2 separate regions of the Homo sapiens genome follow, and region 2 is linked to region 1. The links are chromatin loops, found by intact Hi-C in ENCODE. Cell type or tissue: endothelial cell of umbilical vein. All regions are shown on one strand. Each heading gives the region's core, and the rest is flanking DNA. Links, peaks and the distances in the headings are about the cores only.

Region 1 (9,762 bases), core at 2,564-7,563:
CCCTCTGCTCACCGCCGTCAGCCTGGCCCACGCTGTTCCCTGGACCCTGAGCTGTCTCCTCACCAGCCTGGGCAACATAGCAAGACTCCATCTCTAAAAAAGTAAAAAAAAAAAAAAAATTGGCCAGGCATAGTGGCACTGGTCTAAAAAAATAGACATGCTTTTAGAGTAGTTTTAGGTTCTCACCACATGGATGGCTGGTGGTGAAGGATGTTTCTCCACCTGGGGGCTGGGGGTGCCTGGTTAACATAAGAGTACAAATTTACTGTAACAGAAGCTGCAAATTGGGTCCCGCTGACTAAATGTGACCTGTATTACTGGGTTTGACCTGTTCTGTGTTTTGAAAGTTTTACATTTTTTGAAAAGCTGTAATTACATAGAGTTAAGTGCATGGGCCTTAAGCCTACGGTATGATGAGTTTGGGCAAATGTCTGCTGCAGACCCCCATATGGTCCATGCCCTGGTCCCCTGGAGGAACATCTGTCACTATCCTAGACACCTCCTTCTTGTCCCTTTTCAGTCTACCAAAAAGTCCCCTCCTGCAACCCCAGGAAGCCCACACCATTCTGATCTCCACCTCCAGAGAAGATGCCCTTGCCTGCCCTTGAGCTTCCTCTAAGTGGAAACACGCAGCTCGTGTCCTAAAGCTTCTCTAGTGCCACAGGCTTCAAGGCCCATCCGCTTTCTCATGGGCACCGCAGCCCATTCCTTTGGACTGCAGAACAGCATACAGTCATGTGATTGTGCTGCCATCTGCTCTCCAGCTCTCCCCTTTTATTTATTAGTTTTAGAGACAGGGTCTTGCTCTGTCCCCCAGGTTGCAGTGCAGTTGCAAGATCATAGCTCACTGTAACCTCGAATTCCAGGGCCCAAGTGAGTAGCTGGGACTACAGGCATGTGGCACCATACCTGGCCAATTTTTAATTATAAGATGAGCTCAGCTGGACGTGGTAGCTCACGTAATCCCAGCACTTTGGGAGGCTGAGGCGGGTGGATCACGAAGTCAGGAGATCAAGACCATCCTGGCTAACACGGTGAAACCCCATCTCTACTAAAAATACAAAAAATTAGCTAGGTGTGGTGGCGGGTGCCTGTAGTCCCAGCTACTCAGGAGGCTGAGGCAGGAGAATGGTGTGAACCCAGGAGGCGGAGCTTGCAGTGAGCCGAGATCACGCCACTGCACTTCAGCCTGGGCGACAGAGCGAGACTCCATCTCAAAAAAAAAAAAGAGGTCTTCCTATGTTGTCCAGGCTGGTCTTCAACTCCTGAGCTTAAGCGATTCTTCTGCCTTGACCTCCCAAAGTGCTGGGATTATAGGCGTGAGCCACGAGGCCCGGCCCCATTCTCCTCTTGATACACATTTGAGTTGTTTCAGTTAGTTTGCTCTTATAAACAAAGCTGCTATGAATGCTTGGGTACAGGTCTTTGCTATGAATGCTTGGGTACAGGTCTTTTTGTGGACACATTTCTTCATGTATTTGGGGTCAACAACCGTAAGTGGAATTTCTAGGTTGGAAGAGGAAGTATATATGTTTACAAAGGTTTTAAATTAGTTTGAAATATTTAGAATCAGAGGAGTCCACATGAAAGTCTGGAGATCTGTCTTCTCTCGGGAAGACCGGGTGTGGCATGCACTCTTGTGTGACCCTCTGGGCTGGTCCCTGAGCTTGCAGAGTGTCAGCATGGCCCCCACCCCATCCCATTCCCAGCCATGTCATCTCCACTGTCTCCTTCCTACCAGCCTGGGGCTGCAGTTCCACAAATGGACGCCCAGCCACAGGGTTTGGGTTTATAGTGGCTCGTCAAATGCAGAGGGCTCCGCTGACCACCCCCAGTGCCCTCACTGGGAGCGCCAACAAGCCAAGGTGAAGCTGGGGTTGAGACGGGGGATGGGGGATTGCTGATTTTTTTTCTTCCTGACTCAAAGCAACAACTTTTAGTAAATTCCAAGTGAAATGCTTCCTTTTCCAGGCCCCCACTATTCAAAGTTGTGGGAGAATTTTTAATTTGGTTCAGTCTTCCTTAATATGCTGCAGATACACAGATTTTAATCTTCTTTTATTAAAAATAAATCCGCCCTCCTCGCATGGGTCTCTTGTGTAAATATCTAATTAGGGCAAAAGCTTGGCCCAGCCCAACAGGGGTGTGTCAATGTCCCCCTCGATACACGCCGTTTGAAGGAAGAGACTTCAAAGAATTGCCCCCATCTTCTGAAGAATGTTAATTGGGCCAAACAATGTGCATGCATTATTTATAACTGCTCCTCCGGTTGTTTGGGAGAACATTTGACCCCAAATTGCAACTAAGGAGAGAACGCTCCATATTTTATAACTCAGAGAAGCTGCTTCACAACCTCCCTGGACACCCCAGCTGTGAGGGGACGCACCCTCTGCCAGTGCCTGGAGGGGACCTGTGGAGCTGGGGTCCCTGCCAAAGCCCTGGTCCTCATCAGACTTGTTAGGGTGGTGCATCTCCTGCTTTGCCAGCCAGTCTGGGACGGAGGATCAGAATCCTCATCTAGAACAGAGATGACCACGACCCAGAGAGGACAGGCAATTTGGCCTGAGGCACACTTCAAGAGAATGGCAGAGGTAGGGGCACATTGGGTCTTGTCTAATTCCGTGGTAGCCTCCTGCACGCACACATGCATGCATTCCACTACTTACTGGCACCTACTTGCATTCAAAGGTGAACACAACAAACACAGCCCTGCCTTCGGGAAACTCCCTCTACACACTGTCTTAGTCAGCCCAGCTGCCATAACAAAATATCTTAGACTGGGTAAACAACAGAAGCTCCTCACAGTTCTGAAAGCTGAGAAGTCCAGGATGAAGGTGCCAGCGGATGTGGTGTCTGGGGAGGGCCCTCTGCCTGTTCAAGACCTTTTTGCTGTGTCCTCAACAAATAGGTCCCCTGGAGCCTATTTTGTAAGGGCACTAATCCCATTCAAGAGGGCTCCACCTTCATGACCTAATCACCTCCCAAGGCCCCGCCTCCTCAACCCAGCACATTGGTGATCAGATTTCAGCATATAAATCTGGGGGGGGACACAGACATTCAGATCATAGCACATCCCTCCTCTGTCTACCATGTGACCGTTTAAAGGATTGCTTTTCTCAGCAGGTGCTGCCCCTTAAAGCTGCTGTCCATCAAACTCCTTTCTACTAGCAGCCCCCAGTGGCGCTCCAAGATAGGATTCTCCCTCCATTTCTAGATTATCCCAACAGGTTTCCTAACAGATCCCCCCAGCTATTTGTTTTGACCGCACACATTGAGAGCTGCAGGGCAACTTTATGTTTCCTCTACTCACGACTTCGGAGAACACTCTCTTTGCCACCCTCGACCCAGCTAACCGATGAGTTTCCATTTGGTAAGGCTACACACTTGAAGTAATACAGTTCCAGGGTTACGTTTTTCTTTACTGACACTCTGTTGGTAAACTACAGTCAACAGCATGTAATTATAGAAAATTATAATGCAGCACAGCAGTAACCCAAAAAGCTACCCTTTGGGAGTATTTTATTAAATAGACTCTTCTCTTTAATAGAAAATTCATGCCAATTTCATAACATGGCTTGCTCTCACAGTGGGAAGCACTACGGCGCTCATGAATTTTTAAAGAAATGCTGATTTTACTGACCAAGAGCCAGTAATAGAAATGTGTTTATTTGTTTAACAAATATTTACTGACTGTCTTCTGGATACAGAGCAGGGAAGGAGGCCTTGTTTAATTAACCAGATTCGACAACCTTGCTGCCTTCCAGGGATTTCTAGTCTAACTGGGAGACCACACTCCCCTGAAAAAGACTTCAGTGGGTTCAAGGTAGGGTTGTGGGGAGTGGCTGGTGCCAACCTTTTGAAAAATTACTGGAATCCTTGTATTTGACATAGGTGTCCTAGGTGCTGAATATGCCACCAGAGCTAGCCCCCACCTCTGCTCTTGTGAAGCTCCCAAGGACAGGAAATGATGCCTCGTCCATGCCTAGCAAGTAGCAGGTGCACCTTAATGACTCCTGAGCTGAGCAGAAACCCAGGCGTTCAACAGCACAGCTGTTAGGACAAAGCTGATGGCATGAGCCTCTCTCCCAAGGCTGGGTGGGTGCCTCGCTGCCATGGTGAGGAGCTTCATCTGGGGCTTCTCAGCAAAGCAAGGGTAGCAGGTGACACTGGATATTTACTAGCTCAGGCTCATGGGGAGGATGGGCCAGACCTCACAGGTGCAGGGCAAGGAGAAGTTTGGTTTATTGGCCAGGAAGTTGCTGGACTCTTGAGTGACCACAAGGTCAGATCTATCCTGGAGCATTTTATTGCCCTAAAATCACCCTTGAGTTGCAAAGGTGAGTTGCATTGGGAGGCTCCAGGAGGCGGCCAGCACTCTGAAAAGAGCCCCAACACAGGAGACAGGTGGACCTGGATTCACACCTGGGCTCACAATCTTGTCACTCTGAGCCAGGAGACAGGTGGACCTGGGTTCACACCCGGGCTCACAATCTTGTCACTCTGAGCCAGGAGACAGGTGGACCTGGGTTCACACCCAGGCTCACAATCTTGTCACTCTGAGCCAGGAGACAGGTGGACCTGGGTTCACACCTGGGCTGTCTATCTTGTCACCCTGGGCATGTCATCTGTCTCTTAGAGGTTTTTCCCTTCTCTGATCTTGGGACAGTTTCCGCCCTTAGGATGGGTGAGGACACAGGTGGACTCTCTGGCCCAGGTTCTGCTCTGAGCTGGTGGGAGGGGGACAGTGACAGCCACATTCCAGGTGTTTAGGCCACCGCCTGTGAACTGGCACGTGTGAGGCACCCACAGTTGCTGAGCTTGGCTGGGCACCAGCCATGGCACCCTCTTGGGGTGGAGGGGGGAGCCCCTAGGATGCTCACAGCCCAACAGGACAGATAGAGGAAGCATAGAGTGACAGGAGTGTCCTAAAAGGAATTTCTAGTGAAATGGTGTTATAACTTTGCATTTTATGGGCTCAACTTAGCACCTGAATTTGGAAGCATTAGGGATGGGGTCGGGCTACGGGGACGCTTCCGCGCATGCGCCAAGCTTGAAGCCCGGGTGCTATGCCAGAGGTGACCAGAAGGTGGCACCGTCGGGTAAGCCACAGGAACGTCTACCGCGCACCCGCCTGGTGCGCCCAGGCCACGCTCAGAACCTTCCTAACCCGCGCCTCCTCCGGGGTCCCCCAGTCACCTCAACCAGTATCCTTGCAGGATCACTCTAGAAACGTAACCACTTCACCAATGCCCAAACATTTGTTCTTAAATAGCTTTTCCTCTCCATTCACTCGCCGTGTTACAGTGATTAATTAGGAACTAGCATTCTAAGATTCATCTGAATTCCCAAAAGTCATCCTCACACCCATGTCCCAGCCTGGAATTTTACAATCTGTGGGTCTGTTATCTCTACCCCAGCCAAGAAATTTAACACCCAAATGGACTTTTCTTGCCTAGAATGACAGAGAGAATTACCCATTAAACCGCATGCCATGTTCAGGAAATTGGCTTTCTTCCCACGGAATCGATTCTTCCATAAATATTAAAATTAATTATTCTGGAGACTATAACTCAAAGTATGTACAAATGAAGTGTCATGCTTAGGACAGGGGTGGCAATTCAGGAAGACGGGTGGCTCCTGGGACACGAACCTTCTGCCTGCCTTCCGCTTAATGGATGGGTTACCAGCTGTTTAAGGAACCAGGGTTTAAGGCCGGGAGCAGTGGCTCACGCCTGTAATCCCAGCACTTTGGGAGGCCGAGGCAGGTGGATCACGAAGTCAGGAGATCAAGACCATCCTGGCTAACACGGTGAAACCCCATCTCGACTAAAAATACAAAAAATTAGCCGGGCGTGTCCGCGGGCACCTGTAGTCCCAGCTACTCAGGAGGCTGAGGCAGGAGAATGGTGTGAACCCGGGAGGCGGAGCTTGTAGTAAGCCAAGATCGCGCCACTGCCCTCACTGCCCTCCAGCCTGGGCGACAGAGCGAGACTCCATCTCAAAAGGAAAGAAAAGAAAAGAAAAGAAAAGAAAAGAAAAGAAAAGAAAAGAAAAGGAACAGGGTTTGACGGTTGTGGCTGGGGATCTAAAGTTGAGAGGAGAAGGAAGTAGGAGAGAGAAAAAGGCAGAGAGCACTGGGCTGGGAACCGCATGGTCTCTTCCCTGACCTGGTGGTGATGGGATCTGTGCCCCGGCAAAGGGAGGAGTTCTCATATTTCTCAGGCAAGAAAAAATTTCAATTCCCCAAGCCAAGCTATTCTCTGCTGTCTTTAGCAAAGGCTGGGCATACCTCAACCACCAGGCTTCAGAGTCCCTGGGCTCTGCCATTTTCTGTGTGTGGGCGCTCATGTACATTTGGCAACCTATAAAATGGGAAGTAATCTCTGGTGTGAGAACAGAGGGGCTACAAACCACCCCCACTCAGGTATCCAGGCTGGAAGGGCTGGGGACAAGTCGGCCTGGTTTACGGCCAGCAAAGGGCCTGGCACCCAGGGGCTGCCCAGAAGGACTTGAGGGATGAATAAGTGAGTGAGTGAATGAATGAATGAATGGCCCTCATCACTGTAAGATGTTCTATAAATAGGGTGACCACGTGCCCCTGTGAGTTCCAGACCATCTCAGCTCATGGTCATTGCTCAGTGCAATTATCAGTCTTGCCTGCTTTCTCTCATAAGGGTCAGGGCTTGGACGGTGACTCATATGTCCCCCTGACTCCTGGCCATGGAGGGGGGTGAGGCCACCACTCAGAAACAAGAGAGAAATGTTGTTGTCTTCATATGAAACGAGACTACAATTATGTGCTAAATAAATTTCCTCCATTTCATTGGTGATATTTAAACAATGAAGGAGCTGGGAAAGCCCAAGTTTTAAAACCTAAATGACTGAATTCTTTTCAGCATCTTTCAGGGCTGTCCTTTGCAGCACACGCACTGCAAAGAGCCTGGGCCACAAGTTCAGGACGACCCGAGCTCCAGTCCACCAGCCGTGTAGCTCTGGGCCAGCTCTTTCCGGCTCAGAGTAAAACAGGCACAATAGTGACCTCGCTGCACCTCGGGGGAAGCTCCACAGGGAAGAAGCATGCCCTTGGCACTGGCTGGCACACAGGGGGCCTTTGCAAATGTCAGCTCCGTGCCCTGAAGCAGAGACCAAGTCTCACAGAACCTGCCGCACCCTTCAGCTCTCCCCGAGTTGTTCACGAACACAAGAAAACATCCCTGATCTCTCAGGAATTAACAGAACATCAAGCTCACCTGCCGTTGATGTTTTACCCTTTTCTGGAATGTAAACAAACACTTTAAAATATGTTGGCTCAAAGGCAACCAAACGAGAAGGCAACAAAATCCATTTTATTTCTCTTATTATGCACTGACATTCCTGAGCAGGAGACGGAAATTTAAAGGGGACCCCAATTTTCAGTCCCAAAGATATGAACCTCCAGAATGTGCAGGCTGCTGGACAGTGAGACCCCTCCTGGATGCTGCAGCTCCCAGCTGCCAGGAGAAAAGGTGCTTCTGTGGCTTGCGGTGACAGCCAGCACCATGTTGGAGGTGACACTGTAGCTGGCCGGGCCTCCAGGACTGAGTTTCCAAGCAACCCCTGACTGACAAGGTGCACTCCTGGTAAGATTTGCAGGAAACAAAGTAACCCAGCCCCAGCCAGACCAGAGACTCCTCTCTCTGTCTCTCTGTCACTTCTGGGACTTAGCACTGGGCACTGAATTCATGCAGGTTTGTTGATTGACTGACTGGCTGCATTCATCAGTGACAGGAGGAGCAGGGGCCCTGGCAGGATGAGGACACAGGCTGGATGCCTGGAGGCTTTGGTGCATTTATTCAGCTGATGTGCTTCTGAGAAAGGGCTGGCAGCTCTGTGCCCCTGATCCTGCGTCTCCTACTTCTTACATCCTTGAGTCCTGGCCGGAATTACCACAGTAGATTCTGGGAAGACGTGACTTGCAGGAGTTGAGAAAGACCAGGTGTGTCGGGCTCCTTCCCATACCAAAAGCAAAGGCGGGATGCTCCACTAGCCCAGGCTGGCTGTCTCCCAGGAAATACCACCCCCAACTCCAGAGTCCCCTGACCTACTAGAATAAAGGGGATATTGATCAACTGGGTTTAGAAACCCGGGACTGGCTGTTTGACATTATCCCTGGCTACTGAAACTTTTGCTAAGCATCTCTAGGATTTCTCTCCTTGATGGGAGGCTTTTTCAGGTCCAGAGAGAGCTTGGCATCCCAGGGACTTTATCTCACCTTCCAGAAGCTCCAGGAGGAGGCCAGAGGTGCAGTGTGAATGCCCTGAGGCTGCAAAGGCACCTGGAGGGAGGGAGGGAGGGAATGAGGGAGAGAGGGAGGGAGGGTGAAAGGGAGGGAGGGAGGCGAGGGCGGACGAGCCAGCGGGGCTGCAGACAGAGATGGTGGATGCACTGTTTCCCTTGGGCAGTTTTCCCAGGGGCATGTACCCTGGGCAGGGGACTCTGCAGACAGGCACACGTGGCGTGGTGCCTCCTGTGCCTCCCCAGTGGTGAGAGATGCCTTCTTCCTGGAGGAAGCTGACTACCAGCCCCAGTGCAACCCCTGTAAGCAGCAGGTGTGATGAGAAGCTCGGGGTTCCATCCCTAAGTCAGTATTGGGATGTAGGAGGGTTTATCAATGTAGGAACAAGGTGTGTGAGGCAGAAGGTGCCCTCTTATTTCAGAGACAATCATGTACAGAAGCCGAGCAAGTTGCACAGATGAGCAAAAGTCAAGATGCGGATGCTGATCAGGGCATGATGTCTTCATGGCGCTTTCTCTACAGAACACATCTGATCCCAAAGCAGCTCTCTGAGACAGTACAAGACTCTCATGGTGCCTGCCTTCCAGCTGTGCACACTGAGGATCAGAGAGGTTAAGTAATCTGCCTAAGGCTTCTCAGCTGGTAAAACGGCAGAGCCTGAATTCAAATCCCAGCAGTGTGAAAGCAACCAGACTTCAGAAACCCACATCTCCAGGGTCATAGCTCATAAGACGTGGGAATTATTCTGAAACATTGTAAGATTTTATCGGGACAAGTATGGGAAGCTCTATTGAAACAGACAAACATCCCCTTTCAGGATAAATGGACACACATTTTGTAAATTCCAGAAATCCATTGGAAATATTTACTTTAACTCCTCCCCCTACCCAAATAATATCCATGGATTATTTTGGCACTAACAGAGGTTAATACTGTGTGGTTTGTGGATTCTAAACATCTCCACTCAGAACTTAATTTTAATTCTGGCCTACCTGGAAAAACCCTTGCGTCATTAAAATAAGTGCTTCATAAATATTTGTTCAAGGAGTGAATGAACTAGCCAAAAGGTTTATGAAAAAAGGTTGGAGTTGAGCAGTATTTTTCCCCCACCCAGGTCTCTATAAACACTCAGCCACATCCCCTCAAATATTTATCAATGTAGAGCCACAGAATTGTATGTCTTTTGAGAGAGAACCCCTTGCTTGGTTACTTAAAAAAAAGAGAGAGAGAGAAACCTCAAAATAAATATATGTCACAATCTTCTAGAAAATCAGGTAATGGGAAAATAGGAAATAGGCAGTGAGAGTTTGAGTTTATTCAATTGTGCTTAGCAATGTTCAGGTCAAATAAGAGTTGACCTGACTAGGAGCCGTGGAGTTGTACTTGAGCTGTATCAAACTCTGGTGTCGTTTTTGAGCAAAGAGTATCATTTTATTTGAAATTCAGTGACAATGGGGAGGTTGGAAGGAGGAGAGAGAATACTTTAT
Region 2 (9,762 bases), core at 3,152-8,151, 66 kb after region 1:
TTCACCCAAGGGGTTCTGGGTCTATAAACTGGCTCAAGTCTGGGAATTCATTGAGGAGCCACGACTCTCAGTTTTTATGATTTGAGTTGGACTTTTGTGCAGTTGACCTGAAAGTTTTATGCTTATACAGATCAGGTAAGAATTTAGTAGGCTTCCTATCTATTTCACTTTATTTATTTATTTATTTTTATTTTTTTGAGATGGAGTCTCCCTCTGTCACCCAGGCTGGAGTGCAGTGGCGCAATCTTGGCTCACTGCAAGCCATTCTCCTGCCTCAGCCTCTCAAGAAGCTGGGACTATAGGCGCCCGCCACGATGCCCGGCTAATTTTTTTGTATTTTTAGTAGAGATGGGGTTTCACTGTGTTAGCCAGGATGGTCTCTATCTCCTGACCTAGTGATCTGCCCGCCTCGGCCTCCCAAAGTGCTGGGACTACAGGCTTGAGCCACTTTGCCCGACCCTATTTCACTTTTAGAAACACGTGATTAACTAGCCAGTGCCATAGATCTACACGAGTCAGACCATTTTGATTGTTGCTTTGCTCTGCTGTACCTTACAGTAACTACATCCACCTTGCCTTTGACAGTTGAGTGCTGCCACTTGGCCCCTGCCACCCCAGGATCCAATTATCCCCATAGCATTTAAGTTTCCTAATTGAGTGACTGAGGTTCCCACTGTAAAGTCCAGCCTACAGAGAAGAGCAATCGCGGAGCTCTTCAGGGATGCTGGCACTCCCCCCAGAAATCTGTTTCTCAAGGTTTTGGTGAAAGACCAGTCTTCTGGACCCTCCTAGTGTGTGGGAGTTGGTTTTAAGTGACAAATCCACTCTAGCATTCCAGCCTCCCTAAGCCTCTGGATCCCTTCCTTTAAAGTAAACCAAAGGAGATCAGGCATCTCCAACTCAGTCATGGTGGACCATCTTTTGACCCACATTTCAGCCAACCAATAAAACAAACTGAGCCCCTCCCCAAATTCCCTGCGCTGCAGCATTAACTGCAGAATCTCTGCTCAGTGGGTCCATATCAATAAATTCAGTCGGCTCCCTTTATGTCTCTGTTAGTCCATACCCTTAATATCCACTCCCACACATGTTCCCCGAATTTCTGCTTGTATAAATTAGAAAACCAAAGTAGTTCTTTTAGAGTGTAACCACCTCCTCATGGGGCACACTGTGTACCTCACCTGTAGGGGCTGCTGGGACTTCAGTCTAGTTACAGTAGGTCTAGAAGGAAAGAGGGTTGGTGGGGGCGGGTCCAGAGATTCAGCACTGTCTTGCCTGGCAACTGGCTCAGGGGAGGCTGTGAGTCCCATCAGAGTTAATCCCCTCAGGCAGAGGTGGGATTTATTTCTGGGATAGGGGAGGTCACTTTTAGCAAATAAGACTCATCAGAATTTCTGAGCTCAATGTCTCTAGCCTCATCAAGGTCTCCCCACGTTTCCCCATCCCAAATTTCCGCAAAGCTGAGACTCAGCTTTCGCGGTAATTCAGTCAATCGAGGGACAAAGGCTTGTGTTTGATTTTCAGCAATTTCAGCCCTGTGGCTACGGGAGAGAAGATTCTGACCCAGGGCACATGTAGAAACTCAGGTCATTTATGTGAATACCGGAGCTCACCCCTTTCTCTCATCACTTGGTTTAGCCGTGCTAGGAGCAACCAATGAACGTGGCATATTCTTTGGTTTTCCTCAAATGTTCAAACGTATCAGGTATAAAGTCTCTAAATTATTTGCCTTTTATAAGTGGTGAATTAGGAGTATGGATGTATTTATTTTGCATATTTACAAACAGTAAGCACGTGATCTATCAGTGCTCTCTGCGCTATTAGAAGTAGAGTCTCCAGCATTTTTAGTTCTAAACAGGTTAGAGAGCCAATTCCAGAAACTCCAAAACCAAAAATTAAAATTGTTTCCTCTAGAACCACTCCTGGTACCAAAATCTGTATTAGCCAGGGTTCTCCAGAGAGACAGAACTAATAGAATATGCATAGCTAGATAGACACATGGGAAGGGATTTACTTGAGGGTTGGCTCAACCCTTCTAATTAGGGTTGGCTGAGAAGTCCCACAACAGGCCATCTTCAAGCTGAAGACCCTGGCACACTAGCAGCATGGTTCAGTCCAGGTCTGAAGGCTGCAGAACCAGCGAAGGTGTTGGTGAAATTCCCAGTCCGTGGCCAAAGGCCTGAGAACCAGGGGATGGATTGAGGGTGGGGCACTGGTGTAAGTTCTGGAATCCAAAGGCTGACAAGCCTGGAATTGTCCAGGGTCAGGAGAGGCAGGGTGTATCCCAGTTCCAGCAGACAGATCGACACAGTCACCTTTCCTGTTTTTGTCGTGTCTGGGTCCCCAGCAGATCGGATGTTGCCCATGCACACTGAGGGTGAACCTTCTCCACCTAATTCACTCAGGCTCAAATGCTAAATTCCTCTGGAAGGATATACTCCAAAATACTACACTACCAAGTTTTTAGGTATTCCTTAATCCTGTCAAGTTGGCACCTCAAATTAACCATCACAATGTAGGTGACTGGCTAAATAAACTGTGGTACCTCCGGACAATAAAATGCTATTCAGCGCTAAAAGGAAATGAACTATCAACTCATGAAAAGCCTGGGAAGAACCTTAAATGTGTATTATTAAGTGAAAGAAGCCAATCTGAAAAAGCTACATATTATATGATTCCAACCACATGACATTCTAGAAAAGGCAAAACTATGGAGACAGTAAAAAAATCAGTGGTTGCCAGGTTCACAGGGAGGGAGAATAAATGGATGGATCACAGAGGATGCTTAGGGCAGTAAAACCATTCTATATGACACGGCCATGGTGGATACATGTCATATATCTGTCCAAATGCATAGAATGTACAACACCAAGAGTGAGCCCCAACACAGACTATGGACTCTGGGTGATGATGACGTGTAGGATAATGAGAGTGGGGAGGCTGTGTGTGTGTAGGGTTAAGGGGCATATGGGAAATCTCTCTACCTTCCACTCAATTTTGCTGTGAATTTAAAATGCCCTAAAATAAAGTCTCTCTTAAACAAAAAAAAAGGAGGGGGTGATGGTGTGTGCACATCCCCAAGCTCAGGACTCTGTGCTGGTCTTCTAAGCCTAGGCTCACCCTTCCCCATCTGCTCTCCTGGGGGCCAACGGAGTGGCCCAACACACATCTAAGCATCTACAGGGCTCAAAAGCTTCAGCAGCTCTTCACCCCTCCTAGGAGAAAACCCAAACCCTTGGGCATGGCATGGGGCATCCTTCACGGTGTGGCTCGCATTTAGCTGATGGGCCTTTCCCATCTCACGTCCCATGCTGTCACATGAGAAGGTATTTATTGGGGGGTTGGCTCAACCCCTCTAATTAGGGTGGGCTGAGAAGTCCCACAACAGGCCTCAGTTTCCCCACTCCCTGACCTACTTCCCTGTACCCCAGAGACTCTGAACTTTGCCCATTACACAGGTCCAAGACAATGTCAGTTTCTCTTGTAGACTGAATTTTAAGTCCGAGATTTTTCTTGAGCTCATGTGCTCCAGTCCAGATTCTTTCCATAAAAGAACATGACAGGTGATGCCCTGGCAACCTGCAAGTCCCTCGGGTGGTCATGGTGGTCCAGGGAAAGGAGGCCTCCTTTAACATATGGGAGAATAGCCGGGCACAGAAAAGTTATGTAAGAGCATATCTTTTTAAAGCATACCTTTTAAACATTGTGAAAATTTGTCCAAAGACAAGGTAAAATGTCAGAGGCATCAGAGGATGTAAGCATTAAGAGATAAATAAAATGTAAACCCATGGGACAAACCTGAATTCTTCAGAGCAAGAGACAGACTTCTAACACACAGCATAGGGGAGAATGGGCCTCAGGGTGTGGCAACACCTCAACACTATTTCCTAACAGTTGAAGAAGACAATCAGGGGAGGTTTTCCTAGGAGAGGAGTTTTGAATGCACGTGAATCTGGCTCACTTTAGATAAACATACCTCTGAGAATTTTTATTTATTTTGTTTTCACATCTACACTTATTTAATTTTCCAAAACTAAAATATAACCTCTTTTCCAATCACTAAATAAATGTGATCACTGTATTATAAAAACAATTGAACAATGCACAAGAGTATTTTTTTTAAAGTCAAACTGAAGTGCTATCACATTTTCGTGGCTGTCCCATGGCGTAAACCCTTCTCTGTGTCTATGCAATTTTACACAAATCACACTATAAATGATATTTAAAAACATATAGCTTTTTTTTTTTTTTTTGAGACAGGGTCTCATTCTGTCATCTAAGCTGGAGTGTAGTGGCACAATCATGGTGGCCTTGCCCTCCTGAGCTCGAGGGATCCTCCTGCCTCAGCCTCCCCAGTAGCTAGGACTACAGTCACAAGCCATCACATCTGGCTTTAGTTTTTAGCAGAGCCAGGGTCTCACGATGTTGCCCAGGTTGGTCTCGAACTCCTGGGCTCAAGTGATCCTCCCACCTCAGCCTCTCAGAGTGCTGGGATTACAGACACGAGCTGCCGTGTCCTGTGATTCCTTGTTTCTTTTCTTCCTACTCCTCCCCTTTTCTGTACCCACTTTCACTCTATGCCTCTATGCAGTCTTTGTGACCTGCAGTGTGTCTGCACACACCTTTGTCCCTGTACCCACAATTACAGATGAGCAAGTGTGCACAGGTGCAATGTGCAAGCGCATCTTGCTCTTCTCTCTTACCAATGCGGGGTGGAAATCCCTCCCTGCCAGCCTGCGAGGTCTGATGAATATCTCCCAGGGGCTGCAGACTGCTCCATGATGCAGATGCAGAATCAATCTCTTTTCAATCTTTCCCTGTTGACAGGCCTTGCCATTATAAATTTAGTGTTTTATTTTTTGCCGCAATAAACATCCTTGTATATATATCCTTACTTATTTGCCCCAAAATGAGGGCTGAGAGTTCTTTTTCTTCCTAGGCCCTTGAGCAGGATCGGCCACATAGTAAGTTATCAATATCAGTGAAATGGTATATACACGAATAGCCATTCATTCTCCAAGCATTTTGATGTGTGTTTTCTCTTTGTACTTGGGCCCTGAAAGGAAGATTCAGAAGAAGGAAGTCATGCAGCCTGCACCCCTTGCTGGCCTCAGCCAGAAACAAACTCCCAGGTGCTTCTCTGACAGGCACTTCCTGACCCCACAGCATCTGACCTTCTTCTCCAGCCACCTCCTATGCTCTGCTGTGCTCCTCCTGGATCTACTCCTGGCCCATCTTCACCTCAAGGTGCCAGATGCAGCCACACACCAATGCCTCTCAGAGACCCACAGAGAGCTCTGTAGGGGATACTCCATGGAGTCATAGTAGGTCAAAGGCAGAACATCCTGAAATGGTGATTTACAACCTTTTCTTCATGAGCTACAATATGCACGACCAGAAGAGAACTCCATGATGTCAGCGACCCCACAGGGGTTAGCAACGATGAAGGATAAAACAGAGAATGTATTTCTGTGTCCATTTGCCTCAGAACAAGCAGAGGAGGAGAGAGGGGTGATGAATCTTGAGGAGGAAAACATATCACTGAGAAAAACCAAATGACCTGTTGGCCCGCCCTTTGGAGCCTTGAGAGGAAGAAAGCCCTGCTCAGCCCAAACATCTCACACTCACAGGCCTCTCTGAATACCCTGGGGACATATGACCTACTTCCCTGAGAACATGTCATAACAGTGAGTCTTTGGATCACTGCCAAACCCCATTCCTGTAGAGGAAGGTGACACACGCTCCATACATCAGCTTCCTTTGAAGCATGGCATTCATTGTTTGTGACATTTGTTCTGAGACAGAGGCCTCCTCAAAGGAGAGCCCAGAGCAGACAGTAAGACACAGGTGTCCACAGGCAAGGAGCCCAAAGTCTGGCTGGCATGTTGCCTTGGGCTTCAGATATGAGGTCAGGCACAGAGGCCTTTTCTCCTCTACCTGCTTGCCCTGGAAGATTCTCCACATTGAGTTGCCAGTTCCGCAAGTCACCCCTCTCACCCCCATGTATGAATGTTGCTACAGCAGCACAACTAAGCAGGGAATGATCTTAAAGACTGTCTAATCCCAGATCCATATTCACTCTTTAGTCCAATAACTTCGAAAACCAACCAGGTACTGGGCACTGCACTAAGCTCTGGATGTGCAGGGGAAGGGTGAGGAAGCTGGAGGGTCTTTCCTGAGGTCCAATGAAGGAGATAGGCTTATAAACAGATCCATGCCACAAGGCACTCCTGGCCCATGACAGTCACAACGATCCATCCCTAGCCTTCTCTTCCTTTCCCCCATTATTTTGATAGAAGGTGCCACCATCCCCCCAGCTGTCCAGCCCACTGGGGGTCACTCTAGATGCCGCCCTCTTTTTCCCCACACATCTAAAGAACAGTCACTGATTCCTGATCTTCAGGCTTTCTAAAAATGTGTGGAATCTGCCCACTCTCTCCATCTCATTGCCACCTACCTAATTTTATGCCACTATCTTCTTTCACTGCAACAACCCCCTAGCTAGTCTCTTGCTTCCAGTCTTGTACCTACACCAGCCTGCTATCCACGTGGAGCCACAGAGATCTTTCAAATACACAGTTCCATTTGTCACTCTCCTGCTCAATCTCCTCAAATGACCTTCTATTATGTGCAAAATCCTTATAGGGCCTTCATGATCCAGTTTCTGCCTACTTTTCTAACCTCACTAACCTATCCATCCATCTATCCACCCATCCATCCATCCACTTATCCATCCATCCATTTATCCATCCATCCACCCATCCATCCATCCATCCATCCATCCATCCATCCATCCATCCATCCGTCTGTCCATGTATCCATCCATCTGTCCATCCATCCATCCACTTATCCATGCATGCATCCATCCATCCATCCATCCATCCATCCACATATCCATCCATCTGTCCATCGTCCATCCATCCATCCACCCACCCACCATTTAGCCATTCAATCAATATTTATCAAGTACCTCCCAGAGGTGCTCATCCATCCCTGACTATCATGCTGCATGTGACACAACAGCTGTGGTCTTCCTCTTAATTCTCAGTCCTACTTTATACCCCAGTTCTGGTCCCTGGATTCTTATCAGGCCCTCTGAGCAGTAATATTCCCTGGACTTCAGTCCTTCCAGCAGCAGAACCATGATTTGCTGCCACTCTCCACCCTGGCCGAAAGTCAAAGCTTGGCCATTGGCTGACTCACATCCCTGACAGGAGCAACTTTGTGTGCCCTTAGGTTCTGTCGTGCACAAATGCCCCACTTGTTGGGCCAACACTATTGCTTCTAATTAGACTTCCCAGCCCCAATGCCCATAGGAACTACTTCCTCCTCCTTCCACCCAGAGTCCACAGCCAGGTCAACCCACACACACTCATACACCATGCCCAATACTGCCACCCCAGCAGTGGGCACGGTCATTCCAGTCTGCCTGTCCAGCTCGTGAGGAACAGGCCTCCTTAGCTCTGTTCTGAGACTAGCAAATGTGAGGCTGGGAAGGTCTGGAATTAAGAGAGTTTGGAGAAGACCAATAAAATCCCCTTGGGAAGTGCTGACCAACTGCAGAATAAAGTGGCTGAGTCTCTCCAATACCATCTGCCTGAGCAAATGAAATCAGAGTCACCTCAGCTGCCCTGGAAGCCTCCTGCGCATTCCAGGCAGCAGAACTTCTGGGGCTTGGGGTGTTGGTGGGTGGAGCTTCCCCATGACCACCGCATTGTCTCACTGTGGGTGGGGTCTTCACCGACCTTCCTTCAACCTAGACTCAGAGGCTCAGGTAGCCGTCTCCCTCCTGCATGGGAGAAGACGACGGGAAAGTTCTCGCATGCACAGACAAAGAGCTGCAGGAACTCATGGAGCCCCAGTGCCTTCCAGGCTGGTGGCAGAGACACTCTAGGAGAGGATTAGCAACCTACTCCTCAACTCGAGGGTTACAGGGAGTGTGAGAGACTGGCAGCCAGGCAAGTTTGGGGGTTCCTTATAAATAATTTTAAAAATCATCTTGAAACAATCCAGATTTTTAGAGATGAACAAATACCACTGTGACGCTCAGAAAAACAAATTTATGAAAAGTTGCTATCGACAAGAGCACTTTTTACTCTGAACTACACATTTAGGAATGATTTCCTTACATGACCTCTGGAGTTTAAACAGTCTTACTGTTTTCATTAGACAGGATGTGTGGATGTCTGGCAGAGCTGGGAAGAGAAGAATAAAACACATGAAAACAGTGTTGGTGTTTCCATGAGATCAAAGAGATAAGAAAGTCACCGGTTTCCTGGCCCACGTGATTAAAATTGCTTCCGAGTCTCAACAGTGCCATGGTTTTATGATAACAGATGCGGCCCTGAAATTCCTGCTCTTGTATGAGTTTTTTAAATTGTGGTAATGTACGTGTAAAATGAAATTGAACATTTCAACCCTTTTTGAGTGTACAGTTCAGGGGCATTACGTGCATTTACACTGCTGTGCAACCATCATCACTACCTCGCCCCAGTACTTCTTCCTCTTCCCAAACTGAAACTCTGTCCCTCTTAAACATAACCCTCCATCCCTCTCTCTCCAGCCCCTGACACCCACCATTCAACTTTCTGTCTCTACAAATTTGACTACTCTAGGGACCTCATGTGAGTGGAATCATACAGTATTTGTCTGTGTGTAACTGGCTTATTCCACTCAGTACGTCTTCCAGGTTCATCCGTGTTGCAGCAAATGAGAGGAGCTCCTTCCTTTTTAGGACGGAACAGCATTCCATTGCATGTATGACCACATTTTGGTTATTCATTCATCCCTTGATGGACATTTTGTAGGATTTGGTTTTTAACCTAAAGACAAAGGATCAAGTTGAGTGCCCACAAAGGCATAGCTTTGTTAGTTGATTTGCTTTATAAATCGAGGATGTCGTACAATTTAAAGAAAAACATACTTTAAAAATTTCATTTTAGACAGGTTGATGAACAGCACCCAAACCTCTGATCACCTTTCCTCAACATTCTTCCGTTTCTGATAGTGATTAGAGCCTCAGTTTGCTAGCAGATGGAGACAGATTCCTTGGTTCCCTGTGCTTAAACCATCTACCTGGATATCACAGCTCTCCTTCTGTTTCTCTCATTCTCATTTCTCTGACATCGTGGTCTCCAGCTTCCTTCCATGGCAAGTGACACTCGAAATGCTCTTGACTGGACTATAGGAGGCTTGCCCTGCATTTCAGGGGAGGCTGACCTATTTTTTTTTTTCTATGAGATAAAAAGACATTCAGCTCTGCAGATAAACATCAATATTTTGCCTGTTTTCTTTGCCTTTTCCCTTACCAGTGACACAGTCTGGGCCACACTGATGAGATCAAGGGTTGCCCAACTTCTCACTGGTGGCTCTGCCCTGGGCCCAGCCCTCACCTGTCCCCTACTCTGCAAATCAGAGTGAGGGATTCGGGGTTTGTGGCCACAAACCAAGGAAGCCTGGATGTACAGATCAAGGCTTCAGGAGCATCAGTGGGAGCTTTAGTGAGATGGAGGGGGTGGGAGTTGTATTGTAGAAAGAGCAGGGGAATGGAGATCTGGAAGTAAATAAAAAACCAAGAATGGTTATTTCTTTTATCAATCAAGGTGGAAAACTGGCTGTCCAGAAACCAAGTGCGGCTAGGAAATGGCTCCTATTTAGCCTACCTGGTGTAAGATTTGTTTACATTCATTGTTTATATTTTTAAATTGTAGCATTTCACACAAAAATCTAGGTGCTCAGCTTCTCTTGAAAAATCAGAAGACG

What was found. Peaks named below come from ENCODE experiments on the same cell type or tissue, not always from the same donor. Only the 100,000 strongest peaks of a DNase experiment are listed, where the experiment ranks them.
Region 2: it touches region 1 in a loop (5-fold over the local background); 1 of 110 quality-filtered maps calls a loop at or near these places.

The regions. Positions count from the first base shown.
Region 1 is chr10:128,006,839-128,016,600 of GRCh38, reverse strand. The region is part of intron 2 of PTPRE (protein tyrosine phosphatase receptor type E); the gene reads right to left. Among named protein-coding and RNA genes, the nearest start is that of AS-PTPRE, 51 kb to the left of the region's middle. In endothelial cell of umbilical vein, for the core only: a CTCF peak has its summit at 5,082 (motif pointing right); DNase peaks (open chromatin) are centred at 2,750, 5,070 and 6,690; H3K27ac peaks cover 1,181 bases.
Region 2 is chr10:127,941,512-127,951,273 of GRCh38, reverse strand. The region is part of intron 1 of PTPRE (protein tyrosine phosphatase receptor type E); the gene reads right to left. Among named protein-coding and RNA genes, the nearest start is that of PTPRE-AS1, 12 kb to the right of the region's middle. In endothelial cell of umbilical vein, for the core only: no CTCF peak of the experiment used is centred there; a DNase peak (open chromatin) is centred at 5,713; H3K27ac peaks cover 4,625 bases.